Linked DNA regions of Homo sapiens: region 1 is linked to region 2. The links are chromatin loops, found by intact Hi-C in ENCODE. Cell type or tissue: B cell. All regions are shown on one strand. Each heading gives the region's core, and the rest is flanking DNA. Links, peaks and the distances in the headings are about the cores only.

Evidence for each region. Peaks named below come from ENCODE experiments on the same cell type or tissue, not always from the same donor. Only the 100,000 strongest peaks of a DNase experiment are listed, where the experiment ranks them.
Region 1: it touches region 2 in a loop (10-fold over the local background); 1 of 110 quality-filtered maps calls a loop at or near these places.

What each region holds. Positions count from the first base shown.
Region 1 is chr22:22,583,903-22,590,700 of GRCh38, reverse strand. It overlaps IGL and IGLV2-33. Among named protein-coding and RNA genes, the nearest start is that of LL22NC03-63E9.3, 28 kb to the right of the region's middle. RefSeq lists a silencer at 3,469-3,763. In B cell, for the core only: CTCF peaks have their summits at 3,191, 3,399 and 3,604 (motif pointing left); DNase peaks (open chromatin) are centred at 1,656 and 3,590; H3K4me3 peaks cover 1,039 bases.
Region 2 is chr22:22,428,267-22,435,064 of GRCh38, reverse strand. It overlaps IGL and IGLV1-36. Among named protein-coding and RNA genes, the nearest start is that of ZNF280B, 77 kb to the left of the region's middle. In B cell, for the core only: a CTCF peak has its summit at 3,409 (motif pointing left); a DNase peak (open chromatin) is centred at 3,374; H3K27ac peaks cover 1,184 bases.

The DNA of each region.
Region 1 (6,798 bases), core at 1,018-6,017, 160 kb before region 2:
GTTAGGGACAGTAGAAGCCCCCTCAGGCTGGGCCTGGCCACCTGCTCTGGCCTCTGAATGCAGCCCCGCCTGACAGCTTGGCTGCAATTTCATGAGGAGCCCAGAGTCAGAACCACCAAACTAAGCAGCTCTCAGATTCTTGATGCAAGAAAACTACAAGATCACAAATACATTAATATGGTTTGGCTCTGTGTCTCCACCCAAATCTCTTCTCAAATTGTAATCCCCATGTGTTGAAGGAGGGACTTGTAATCCCCATATGTTGAGGGACGGAAGGGATTGGATCATGGGGGCAGTTTTCCCCTTGCTGTTCTCGTGATGGGTAGGGAGTTACCATGAGAGCTGATGGTTTTAAAAGTGTCTGGGGCCAGGCACAATGGCTTGCGCCTGTAATCCCAGCACCTTGGGAGGCCTAGGTGTGCAAATCACTTGAGGTCAGGAGTTCGAGACCAGCCTGGTCAACATGGTAAAACCCCATCTCTACTAAAAATATAAAAATTAGTCGGTCTTGGTGACGCATGCCTGTAATAACAGCTACTCGGAGACTGAGGTAGGAGGATCACTTGAACCTGGGAGGCAGAAGCTGCAGTGAGCCGAGAGCACGCCACTGCACTCTAGCCTGGGCAACAGAGTGAGACTCCATCTCAAAAAAAAAAGTATTTGGAAGTTCACCCTCCCCAGCTCTTCTCACCTGCCACCTTGTGAACAAAGTTCTTGCTTCTCCTTTGCCTTCTACCATGATTGTAAGTTTCCTGAGGCCTCCCCAGCCATGTGGAACTGTGAGCCAGTTAAACCTCTTTCTTTTATAAATAAGGTATTTCTTTATAGCAGTGCGAAAACAGATTAATGCATATGTGTTCTCATTAAGAATATGTTAATTTTAGGAGTAATTTTTATGCAACAATAGACAACTAAGGCACTTTATGTTTACTAGAATCTATTTAATTCAGGTTCATGAACTCTAAACTACAATAATAACTATGTTTAAAGATTGGCTCACAAAATTCCAGAGAATTTAAATACTGGACTCTGGATATGTCTGAATATTTTTAAAATTTTTAATTCTCACAGTCTGTCGATTAATCAGGATTCCAGCTAGAAATTGATGATTTCCCCAGAAAAATTAGATATATTTGATGCCCATGAGAAAGAGTGGGTGTGTTCAGCTCAACTCTTCCCTGTGGAGCCATTTTGGAAACTTCCATACTATGGGGAGATTGTCCACCTGTAGGGTGTTTCCAGGACAGGGACTCAGTGATGTGAGAGGAGGAGGATCCTGAGAGGGCACCAAGTCTGTCACTCAAATACTCCCTAGCTCGGCAACCTGAGATATTAGGGCAAACAGGATGGACCCTACACACACACACACACACACACACACACACACACACACACACACTTCTTCCTCTTTGTTTTCATTGCTTTAAAACATCTTTGGAGCTTTACACAGTGGTTACTGCTTCCACAAAAGATGTACATGAATAACCCAGCAAGGTGGGCTATCTTCACTAGAGTGGGGTGTTCACAGAGCAGTGGTCCTTTATCATTGAAGAGGACGTCATTTCTGAAGAACTGAATCCAGGCTGTGCTACACAATGTGGGAAGTGGAGGCATTCGACGTAAGGATTTACATTGACGACTTTAGTGCATACAAAAATAAAAATAAATAATAAAGTGAGGATCATCCGGAGAAGTATGGGGACTGCACTAGGCAGGCATTTCCCTGCCGGTATGTACTTCCTGTTAAAGAGCTAGAAGTAGTTTCCAATTCAGAGAGGACATCCGTCATACGAGTGAAGAAGAAGCTGTCATATCCCGGAGAGTAAACAAGAGAGGAGGTTTCCTTTGGGAATTGATGGAAAAGGAGAGGAGCTGACAGAGAAGTGAATTCTCAAGGCCCTGTTGCAGGAAGCCCCTGGCACAGGGTGAGGAAGCATCTTCAGAGCAAAGACAGAGCCTGAGAGCCCAGGGCAGGTTTTGGTCTCAGTTCCCTAGGAACTTGGACCACTATGGAAAGTGTAACTACTTGAATATAAGCTGCAGTGATAATTAGCCTCAACCTCGGACTTGAGCCCAGAGATGGTCAGGGAAGCCATGTTGCCAGACTTGGAGCCTGAGAAGAGGTCAGAGATCCCTGAAGGCCGAGTATTGACATTGTAAATCAGGAGTCTGGAGGTAGTGCTGAGACGCTTTTGGTACCAGAAGACATGATCATAATCCCCAACGTCACTGCTGGTTCCAGTGCAGGAGATGGTGACCGACTGTCCAGGAGCCCCGGACACAAAAGGAGGCTGAGTCAGGGCAGATTGGGCCCAGGACCCTGGAAAGAGGGAGAAACACACTCTACTGGGTCAGTACTGGGTCCAGTGACCCTGAGGAGCAGGAGCAGAAGACCAAGCATCAGCTCAGAGGTCCCCAAGGCCATTTCCCTGGAGGTGTCACCTGTGCCCTGAGTGAGGAGGGTGAGGAGGAGCAGAGCCCAGGCCATGGTGGAGATGTCCCGAGAGCGCTGCCTTGAGACCCCAGCACCGGGCCTGCCTCTAGCCCTGTCTTATCCCCCCGCCTCAGAGGAGGGCAGGGCCTCCATGCAAATCTGTGTCCTGAGCTCCTCTCCTCACCCCACCCTCACCTGGGCCTGGGCTCAGAGACTTCTGCTTCCCTGTGAGGCTCAGCTGAGGGTATTAATCCAGCCTAGGCATGGATTTCCTGAGACTGAACCCATGAGAGTGCCCAGGACATCAGGCCAGTCCAGAGATATCCTAACCCTCACTATTGCAGGAGCTCCAGGCTGAGGAAACCAGGACTTCTCCTTTGTGCTGTGAGGGATGAATGTGAGGACAGGCTGCTCCCAGGCCGGGTGGGAAAGTTCAATCACTCCTCCTCCCAGAGACTTCAGACAGTGCTGGAACTTCTCATTTCCCTCATCCCCTGCCCAACCATCTTGGTCCTCTCAGCTAAGGTGGGTTCTAAGCACTGCTACATCCCCTGCCCCTGCAGTGGTTTAAAGCTGGGGCCTGACATGTTGAACTAGGACCATTAATGGTGCTTCTAAAAAGGAATTCACTGGGCCACAACAGATTTGGAGCACTGCTTCCCAGTACCTTTAGAGATATTCAAGGGTAAGTAGCTCTTGGGATTTCTTTTTTTTTTTTAATGGCTTTTTATTAATGAGCAGCTGTTCATAGTTAATCATAAAGTCACATTCTTTTTTTTGAGATTCAGGGACTTTTTTTTTTTTGAGATGGAGTCTCGCGCTGTCACCAGGCTGGAACACGGTGGCGCCATCTCGGCTCACTGCAACCTCCAACTCCCTGGTTCAAGCAGTTCTCCTGCCTCAGGTTCGCGACTAGCTGAGATTACAGGCATAAGCCACCACGCCCAGCTAATTTTTGTATTTTTAGTAGAGACGGGGTTTCACCACGTTGGCCAGGATGGTCTCGATCTTCTGACCTTATGATCCACCCTCCTCAGTCTCCCAAAGTGCTGGGATTACAGGTGTGAGCCACCGCGCCCGGCCGACTCAGGGGCTTCTTAAAGGTCAGGATAAACTTTATCAATCATCTTCTCCAACCTAGTCCCCTGCTGCCCCCTGGTGGCCTCAGATGGTTCATCTCAAGTACCAAGACACAATTCTAAGTGAGAGATAGAAATACCTGGTTTGGTCCCACTCCAACCTGCCTTTTTCTCCTCCCAGCTCAGGACCAGACCCTCGATCCATGCTAATCTTGACCCTTTTCCTCAGACTTTTTCCATGATGAATGTGTCCTCTGCCATACCAGGTGGCTAAGATACTCGTTCTCAGGACCGTTTTGCTTGTGCTAGAATGGCTTTGTCAAAGGTACATGAGGTGTCTTAGCTCCAGGCTGAGAAAATGTTAGATGTAAAATGAACTAACCTCAGTATGAGCACTGGGTGAGAAAAATGGTATGAGAAAAGACCACCTGGGTTCTCAAAATGTCTTCTTACATGCACAGGGTATATTCTCCAGGAGAGAGCTCATGTTTGGTCACAAAACAAGTCTTAAGAAATGTAAGGAGAATTAAATCATTCCAAAAATCTTTTTTTACAACAAGAAATGAATCTGGAAATTAATAACAGTAAAAAAAAATGGAAAAATTCACAAATAGGCAGAAATCAAACATCACATGTTGAACAAGCATTGGGTCAAAGAGGAAAACCAAAGGGAATTTTAAAAATATCTTCAAATGAAAATTAAAACACAGCACACCAAACCTATAGGATGCAGTAAAAGCAGTGCTAAGTGGGAAGTTTATGGAGATAAGCAAACATTAAAAAAGAAGAAAGATCTCAAATAAGCAACCTAAAATTATAACTCAACGAACTAGAAAAAGAGGAACAAACTAAGCCCAAACTTAGCAGAAAAAAATGAAATAATAAAGATTACAGCAGAAATAAATCAAACAGATAATAGAAAAAAACAAAACTAAGAGATGGTTTTCTGAAAAATTAAACGAAGTTGACAAATCCTTAGCTACACTGTGAAAAAAGAGAGAAGACTCAAATAAAATCCAAAATGAAAAAAGGAGCTATTACAACAGATTTCTCAGAAATAAAAAGGCTCACACCTGTAATCCCAACACTTGGGAGACCGAGGCAGGTGGATCTCTGGAGCCCAGGAATTCAAGACCAGCCTGGGCAACACAGTGAGGTCACATCTATACAAAAAAAAGAAGAAAAGAAAGAAAGAAAGAAAGAAAGAAAGAAAGAAAGAAAGAAAGAAAGAAAGAAAGAAAGAAAGAAAGAAAGAAAGAAAGAAAGAAAGAAAGAAAGAAAGAAAGAAAGGGAAAGGAAAGGAAAGAAAGGAAAGAAAGGAAAGAAAGGAAAGAAAGGAAAGAAAGGAAAGAAAGGAAAGAAAGGAAAGAAAGAAAGAAAAAGAAATTATCCAGGCATGGTGGTGCATGCCTGTAGTCCCAGCTACTCAGAAAGCTGAGGTGGGAGGATTACTTGAGCCTGGGAGGTTGTGGCTGCAGTGAGCTGTGGTCAAGCCTCTCCACTCTAGCCTGGGTGACAGAGAAAGACCCTGTCTCAAATAAATAAATAGGATCATAAGGGACTATTTTGAAAAATTATACACCAAGCTAGATAAATTAAAAGACATAAATAAATTCCTAGAAACAGTCAACTTAAAAAAAAAAGCAAATCAATAAAAAATACAAAGCCTGAACATACCAATAACAAAGAAGGAGATTGACTCAATAATCAAAAATATCTCAACAAAGAAAAGCCCAGGACCAGATGGCTTCATAGCTGAATGTTCTACCAAACATTCAAAGATGAGTTAATATTAATTCTTCTTAAAGTCTTCCAAAAAATAGAAAAGGGAACACTTCCAAAATTGTTTTATGAGGTCGGGATCACCCTGATACCAAAACAAAGCAAAGACAACACCAGAAAAGAAAAAAAACTGCAAGCCAGTCTACCTCTGATAAACATTAACAGATATTAAATGCAAAAATTCTCAGTAAAATACTAGCAAACCAAATTCAACAGTATGTTAAGAAGATCATACATCAGGAACAGGTGGGGTTTATCCCTGGATAAAAGGATGATTCCGCATGTGCAAGGATGGTATAGCGCATCCACAGGCTGAAAGATTCACACACACACACACACACACATATGATTATGTCCACAGATGTACAAAAGGCATGTGGCCAAATTCAACATCCATTCATGATTTTAAATGAAGATGAAGAAGGAGGAGGAGGAGGAAAGAAAAAAGAAGAGGAAGAGGAGGAGGAGGAGAAAAGAAAGGAAAAGAAAAGGAAGGAAAGGAAAAAAGGAAAGGAAAAGAAAAGAAAGCAATGGAAAAAAAAGGAAAAGAAAAGAAAAGAACTCTCAACAAAATAGTGATAGGCCGGGCACAGTGGCTCATGCCTGTAGTCCCAGTATTTTGAGAGGCTAAGGCAGGAGGATCGCTTGAGCCCAAGAGTTCAAGACCAGCCTGGGCAACATAGCAAAATTAATCTCTATTATAAAATAAATATTTAAAAAAACAAAAATAAAATGAAATAGGTACAGAAGAAACTTACCACAACACAATAAAAACCATATGTGAAAAGCCCACAACTAACATCATAATCAATGGGAAAAAAACAGAAGCTTTTCCCCTAAGATCCCACACAAGGCAAGATGCCCCCTCTCCACTTATTTTAATTCAACATTGCACTGGAATCCCTAACCAGAGAAATTCGACAAGAAAAAGAAATGAAACGCATCCAAATTGGAAAAGAAGGATTAAAATCCTAATCTTTGTGTGCAGATGACATAAACATAAGTGTAGAAAAACCTAAAGACTCCACAATAACAAAAAGTCTGTTAAAACTAAATTAAGTAAATTTGAAGGATAAAAAAATCAACATACAAAAATTGATGACGTTTCTACACACAGACAGTAAATATATGAAAATAAAATTAAGAAAGCAATCACATTTACAAAAGGAATTAGTACTTAGGAATAAACTTAACGAAGGAGGTGAAAGAGTTTTACACTGGAAATTATAAAACAGTGATGAAGAATGTTAAAGAAGATACAGATAAATATCAAGACATCTCGTGTTTATAAATTGGAAGAACTAATATTCTTAAATGTTCATACTACCTAAAGTGATCTCCAGATTCAATGCTAGACCTATCAATACACAAATGTCATTCTTTATAGAAATAGAAAAAATAGGCCAGGCATGGTGGCTCACACCTGTAATCCCGGCACTTTGAGAGGCCGAGGCAGTGGATCACTTGAGGTCAGGAGTTCTAAACCAGCCTGGCCAACATGGT
Region 2 (6,798 bases), core at 780-5,779:
CATATGAAACCAAAAAAGACCTGCATAGCCAAAGCAAGACTAAGCAAAAGGAACAAATCTGGAGGCATCACATCACCCAACTTCAAACTATACTCTAGCATAATTTGACTCACAGTCACTAAAACTGCAAGGTACTGGTGCAAAAGTGGGCACGTAGACCAAAGGAACAGAATAGAGAATCCAGAAATGGAGCCAAATAACTGATCTTTAACAAAGCAAACAAAAACATAAAGTGGAAAAAGGACATCCTATTGAACAAATGGTGCTGGGATAATTGGCAAGCCAAATGTAGAGGAATAAAACCGGATCTTCATCTCTCACCTTATGCAAAAATCAAGCCAAGATGAATCAAAGACTTAAATTTAAGGCCTGAAACTGTAAAAATTCTAGAAGATAACATTAAAAAAACCCTTCTAGACATTACTTTAGACAAATACTTCATGACCAAGAACCCAAAAGCAAATGCAACAAGAACAAAGATAAATAGATGGGACTTAATTAAACTAAAAACCTTCTGCACAGCAAAAGAATCAGCAGAGCTAACAGACAGCACACCGAGTGGAAGCAAATCTTCACAATCTATACATCCAACAAATGACTAATGTCTATAGTCTACAAAGAACTCAAACAAATTATGAAAAAAAATAAGCAGTCCCATCAAAAGATGGACTAAAGACATGAATAAACAATTTTCAAAAGAAGATATACAAATGGACAAAAGACATATAGAAAAATGTTTGACATCGCTAATGATCAGGGAAATGCAAGTCAAAACCACGATGTGATACCACCTTACTACCACAAAAATGGCCATAATCAAAAAATAAAAATAATAATAGATGTTGGCATGGATGTGGTGAAAACAAAACACTTTTACACTGGTGGTGGGAAGGTAAACTAGTACAGTCACTACAGAAAACAGTGTGGAGATTCCTCAAGGAAATAAAAATAGATGTACCCTTTGATCCAGCAATCTCACGACTAGGTATCTACCCAGAGAAAAAGAAGTCGTTATACAAAAAAGATACTTGCACACGCATGTTTATAGCAGCACAATTGTAAAAGCATGGAACCAGCCCAACTGCCCATAAATCAACAGGTGGATAAAGCAAATGTGATGTATACATACACATACCATGGAATATTACCCAGCCATAAAAGGAACAAAATAATGGCATTCACAGCGACCTGGATGGAACTGGATGCTGTTATTCTAAGTGCAGTAACTCAGGAATGGAAAACAAAACATTGTATGTTCTCACTCATCAGTGGGAGATAAGCTATGAGAACACAAAGGCATAACAATGATACAATGGACTTTGGGGACTCAGGAGAAAGGGTAGGAGGGGGGTGAAGAATAAAAGACTACTCATTGGGTACAGTGTACACTGCTTGGGTGATGAGTGCACCAAAATCTCAGAAATCACCACTAAAGAACTTATTTATGTGACAAAGCAACACTTGTCCCCCAAAAACCTATTAAAATAAAAAAATTGAAAAATAACCAAAAAGAGAAAAATCACTAAAACCCTTAAAAACCCAAATAAATCAGTAAATAAATAAATATATAAATAAATGAAAGACGAGAACCTCTTCCACTATAGAGAGAATCAGAAGCAAGAGATGAAGAAGCAAGAATCCCGACAAGCCATCACAGACTGTCCTGTCACCTTAGATGAACATTGCCCCTAAAGTTTGATTTGGATGCACAATAAATTCAAACTTTAAAATAAATACATAAATAAAATCAGAAAAAAATGGCCTAAGGACCTTCAAAGATAGTAAGGAGCCCTCTACGAGATGGGTACAATGCAGCAACAACAGCGAGAATCTCAAAAGAAGTGTGCAGAGTGAAAGAAGCCTGAACAAATGGGAAGATAATGTTTGATAACACTGATACATTCCAGAAAAGAGAAACCAAACAGTAGTGACAGAGGCAGATCTGCAACTTCCAAGGAGGGTGTTGGGGGAGGGAATGAGGTGACAAGGGTCATGAGGAGCTATTGGGGTTGGTCACAGGTTGTATGTTGTATAGCTCCCGGTGGTGGTGATGTTTTCAAGGATCCATAGAAATGCCAAAATTTGTCTCATTCCCTATTGTAAATATGGGTGGCTTATTATATGTGCATTATTCCTACATGAAAGGAGTTTTATTAAAAAAAGAATAGGCTGGAGAGAAAGGAAGCACAGGGATTCACACTGAGGAGAAGGGGGAGGAAGACACCACTCTGGAAACTCCTGGAAATGGAAAAAGTAGGATGATGGAGACACAGGTTCCCCAACAGAAGTGGGTCTGTGATGACACAGCTGGACCTGCCACCTCAGCCCAGGACTTCAGTGCAGAGACCCTGTGTCCCAAGCTACAGGGAGCAGGACACCCTGCTTTTGTTTTCTGGACACCCTGTTCCTGACTCTGAGGACTCAGGGGAGGAGGAGCCTCCACTCTCAGGCAGGGCCCTGGATATCCCTGGACCCATGGGGGAAGCTGCAGCAGCAGAAGCCACAGGCCAGGCCTGAGCAGCAGCAGCCGGGGCTCACCCTCCTGGCAGAAAAGGAAGGGGGTTCTTGTCTCTGTTCCCCCTGGGCCTGGAGCACTGTGGGACCATTCAGGCTGTCATCCCATGCTGCACAGTAATAATCAGCCTCATCCTCAGACTGGAGCCCACTGATGGCCAGGGAGGCTGAGGTGCCAGACTTGGAGCCAGAGAATCGGTCAGAGACCCCTGAGGGCAGCAGATCATCATAATAGATGAGGAGTTTGGGAGCCTTTCCTGGGAGCTGCTGGTACCAGTTTACAGCATTATTTCCGATGTTGGAGCTGCTTCCAGAACAGGAGATGGTGACCCTCTGCCTGGGGGCTTCAGACACCGAGGGTGGCTGAGTCAGCACAGACTGGGCCCAGGACCCTGGAAGTGAGAGAGACACAGACATGGTGATTGACAAGAGACAAAAGGAGACAAGAGGAGAAAGCAGGGTCGCATGGGCTTCCCAGGGCCTCTCTCTTGGTCCCCATCCTGTCACCTGCACAGTGAGTGATGAGGGTGAGGAAGAGAGGGGACCAGGCCATGCTGGAGATTGTCCTGAGTCCTGTCTTCTCTACCCGCAGCTGAAGCTGAGCTTCCCCCAAATCTCTCCCTTTCTTCATACTCTGAGAGGGGGAGAGTCCATCCATGCAAATCAGACCCCCCCCAGGTTTGTGACCCCACCCTGAGCCCTGGGTCAGGCTCCTTGGCTTGAGGATGTCAGGGGGTGGCAGGGGTGGAGCTTTGTGGTCCCAGGGGGTGGGGAGGACACAGCTGTGAGCCCTGAGCAGAGGACACCAGGCAGGGCAGGCGGCTGGTTCTGCTCTGATCACCCCTGTCTTCTCAGGAATGATCCCCATGCGCCCTCTGGTGTCCAGATCAAGGTAAACCATTCTATGATAAGGTGACCAGAACCTCTCAGATACATGGCTTCCTCCCCCCATTCTGTCCACTGCCCCCTCTCTCAGGTCCAAGGCAGGCCAAGTGGTGTCTGTGTCTCCTCCCTGTGACTTCAGGGCTATCTTCACGCTCTACTGAGGAGTCTTCAGACTCCTCAGGAGTGAATCTTTCCATGGCTCTTTGGCTGTACATTGTAGAGGACTCAGGTGGTATCTACATAAAGTCCTATGTCAGGATCAAGCCCATAGCAGGGACCAGCCCCATGGACTCACCTCCCCACCTGTGTTGGACACCAGGTCCTCTCCTCTCATGTGGCTCCTTCCTGGTGGCTAGAGCTCTCCTTCCTCTGTGGATCCTGTGGCGCTGAGGAGAAAGGGAGCTCTTTCCTCTAGGATTCCCTGGGGAGGAATTCCCAGAGGGTTTTCCTGGTAAATCTTTGTTCTCCCTCTACTTCCCCAGATTTGCAGTCATAGTCATCTGGATACTGTGACCAGGGATCTTGCCTAGGAGTCTGTACACTAAATGCTCATCTGCAGGGGATCCTGGCAAATGACTTTGGAGTGTTTCACTTATGAACAAAAAGAGCAAAGATGCTCAGTCTTTGAAGATGGGAAGAATTAAAATTTTAACTTGGTTTAACCAGAGTCTGTCCTCAGGTGAGCCTGATACGTGTTAGCTCTCAACATCAAGCACCCCAACTAGGATTTTTAGGGAAAAATTATGGTTCAAATTCAGTAGTGAGTGTTATGGGGGTGGCTTAAGGATGATAGAAAATTATTTATCTTTGATCTGTAATGACAACTAGAATCTAATAAGCTAAAAACAAGCTTAAGAAAAATTGTAATTCTGTTGATCAGAATGAAAAATGAAACAGGTTATGCCTATGACTGCATGAATTCTGGCATGATACATCCTGGGCTCTTAATAATTACTAGTTTGGGGAATTCTATGGGGATGGAGGAAAACAGCTGGATGGTTTTGTTGATATTTCCACTGGTGAATGTATCACCAGGCAGTTGCCGTAGAATGAGATTTTAAGTGCTCCATTTAAAAATGGAATAGTGAGATTTAATATAGACATTTAAATAAAACCAGTCCATATATGGAACTGAAATAAAATGTATGCTGTGTTTTGGGATTGCATTTCAAGGGTGTCATTATTTTAAGTGTTCCTTTTAGTGTAAGCCATGTTCCTTTACATAATTTTTATAGCTTTCAAAAAATGTTTATTGCATTTACGTAACACATCAGGCATATTAAGTTTTATTTATTTCCAAGTAGAAACAAACTATTAGAGCTGGGCTTCACTTCCTGTTTGGCTCATTGCTTTTTCTTTGATGATGCATAGATGTTCACAGTGAATTTTGTTTTCCTTTCCTCCCACGTTAATGAACAGGGATCACCGAGGCTGAGCAGTGCCTCACATACAGGACAAGGCTGCCCATGGCCCCCTCCCTGCCCACAGATGTGCTTCCTGGTGGATGCCCCATCAGCTCTTAGGCTGAGGACAGAGAGGAGAACAGGTCCACAGCTACGGAATCTGGACACCCAGAGGATCCAGGAGGGACAACAGCTGGGACAGTGAGCCCTGGACAGAGGACACTGACCATGGATTTTTATCCTCATGGGACCCTCACAGACAGACCAAAACTCCAGTCTCTGTGTGTCTTCAGGGCCCAGGTCCTTCCAGGTCCTCCTTTTATCACTACTGTAGGCCCCGGCCCTACTCCTCCTATGAGTCACAATGGACAGTCTCCTCTTCAGGCTGCATTCTCCTTACCACATCTTATCCCACACCTGTCTCCCCATTCCCCCATAAACAATCCCCTGCTCATTTCCATTAGCATTTTTGTGTCATTCTGGGATCACAGCCTCCCAAGTATGTCTCTGCAGGATATCCATGTTGCAGAGAGCTCAACCCCTTGACAGGACCGCTGTGCCTGGGCCACCTAAGGCTGAGCATCTCTCTTGCTTCTCTTCTACACCAGCTCTAGGCCAAGCCATATCTAGACCTTTCAGAATGCTGAACCCACGTTTTCTTAAGCATCAGACTTCCTGTCTCACGTTTGGGTCTCTGGGTCACACAGGCTGGATTCTTCATTCTTGGCATCTCTCGCACAGTTTCTGAGCTCAGGAAATGGTCAGCATAACTGCACCAAGAGGAGGAGACACCTTTGGAACCAGACTAAAGGCTTCTGGGCCTCTGGGTCACACAGGGTGGATTCTTTCTTGTCCCTACCTCATCCCCACCCACCATGTGTGGGCAGCTCCTTTTGCTTCTAGAAACAAATTGATTCTGTTTGCATTGGGAGACCAGTAAGAAAAGGGATTATTTTTACTGAACTTGTGCTCTGCTTCAGTAACACAAGTGACAGCCGAAGTCTTGGCATGAACTGGTGTTGGTCACAGGCAGGGATAAAGGAGGGATGGGGAGACAGGATGAGTGGGGAGATCTTTCTCTCATTTCCACATGGAACAGGAACCCTTGGTAACATGGAGTCAGGATGCAGCTGTGTGACACTGATAACCAGCCAGTCCTCAGGCTGGAGCCGAGAGGTGCTCCAGGAGGCTGTGTGGATAAACCCAGAGCAGGAGAATGAGGCTGGGACCCCTGAGGGACCATCACTGCTGTCCTAGGTCATAAACTTGGGGGCTCTTTCTGGGAGGCCTCCGTAGCCATTTCCACGGGAATGCCCAATGTTTCTGCTGCTCCCCATGCAGAAAAAGGTGACCTTGAGATGTGGTGGTCTTTCCACATACTCACCACTAGACCCTGATTCAGCAAGAAGCTCCAATGGTGTAAGAGAGGAGAAGAGAACACAGGCGCTGAGGGATCAAGAAACCCACGCTCAGCAGTCCCCATGGTCCTGAGTGGGATGAGCTGCAGGAAAGTCACATCCATGGGACCTACTTCCCCCGTGGCCAAGGAGCAGCCTCTGGCTTGTCTCAGCCACAGTGGAGCCTCCCCTTGACTCTCCTGTCATGTCCTACATAGAGGTTTACTGGTCTCAGGTCCCCAGTTACCCTAATACCTAACCCCATCTCCTGACATTGCCACTGAAATGCAGGTACCCAGGACTGAGCCAGGTCAGCACTATATCTAGAATTCCCTGACCTGTGTCCTCAGGCAGCATTTCATATTTGAGTGCCTTGTTCCTGGGACACAGTGAGCCACAGACAGCCCTGAGAACAGACTACTGGGGATGGAAGGGGAGGTCTCTGCCCGTACGCTGGAAGAGCAGAGTCCATGCTGCAGGGCACTGTTCACCTGCTAGGATGTCCCCAGGCTCTGACCATGATGTGAGCTAGGAAAGCCTCATTTTGCTTCTTTCAAGAACAAAAGTCCAGCTCCACAGGCAGTGGTGTTAGCACATAT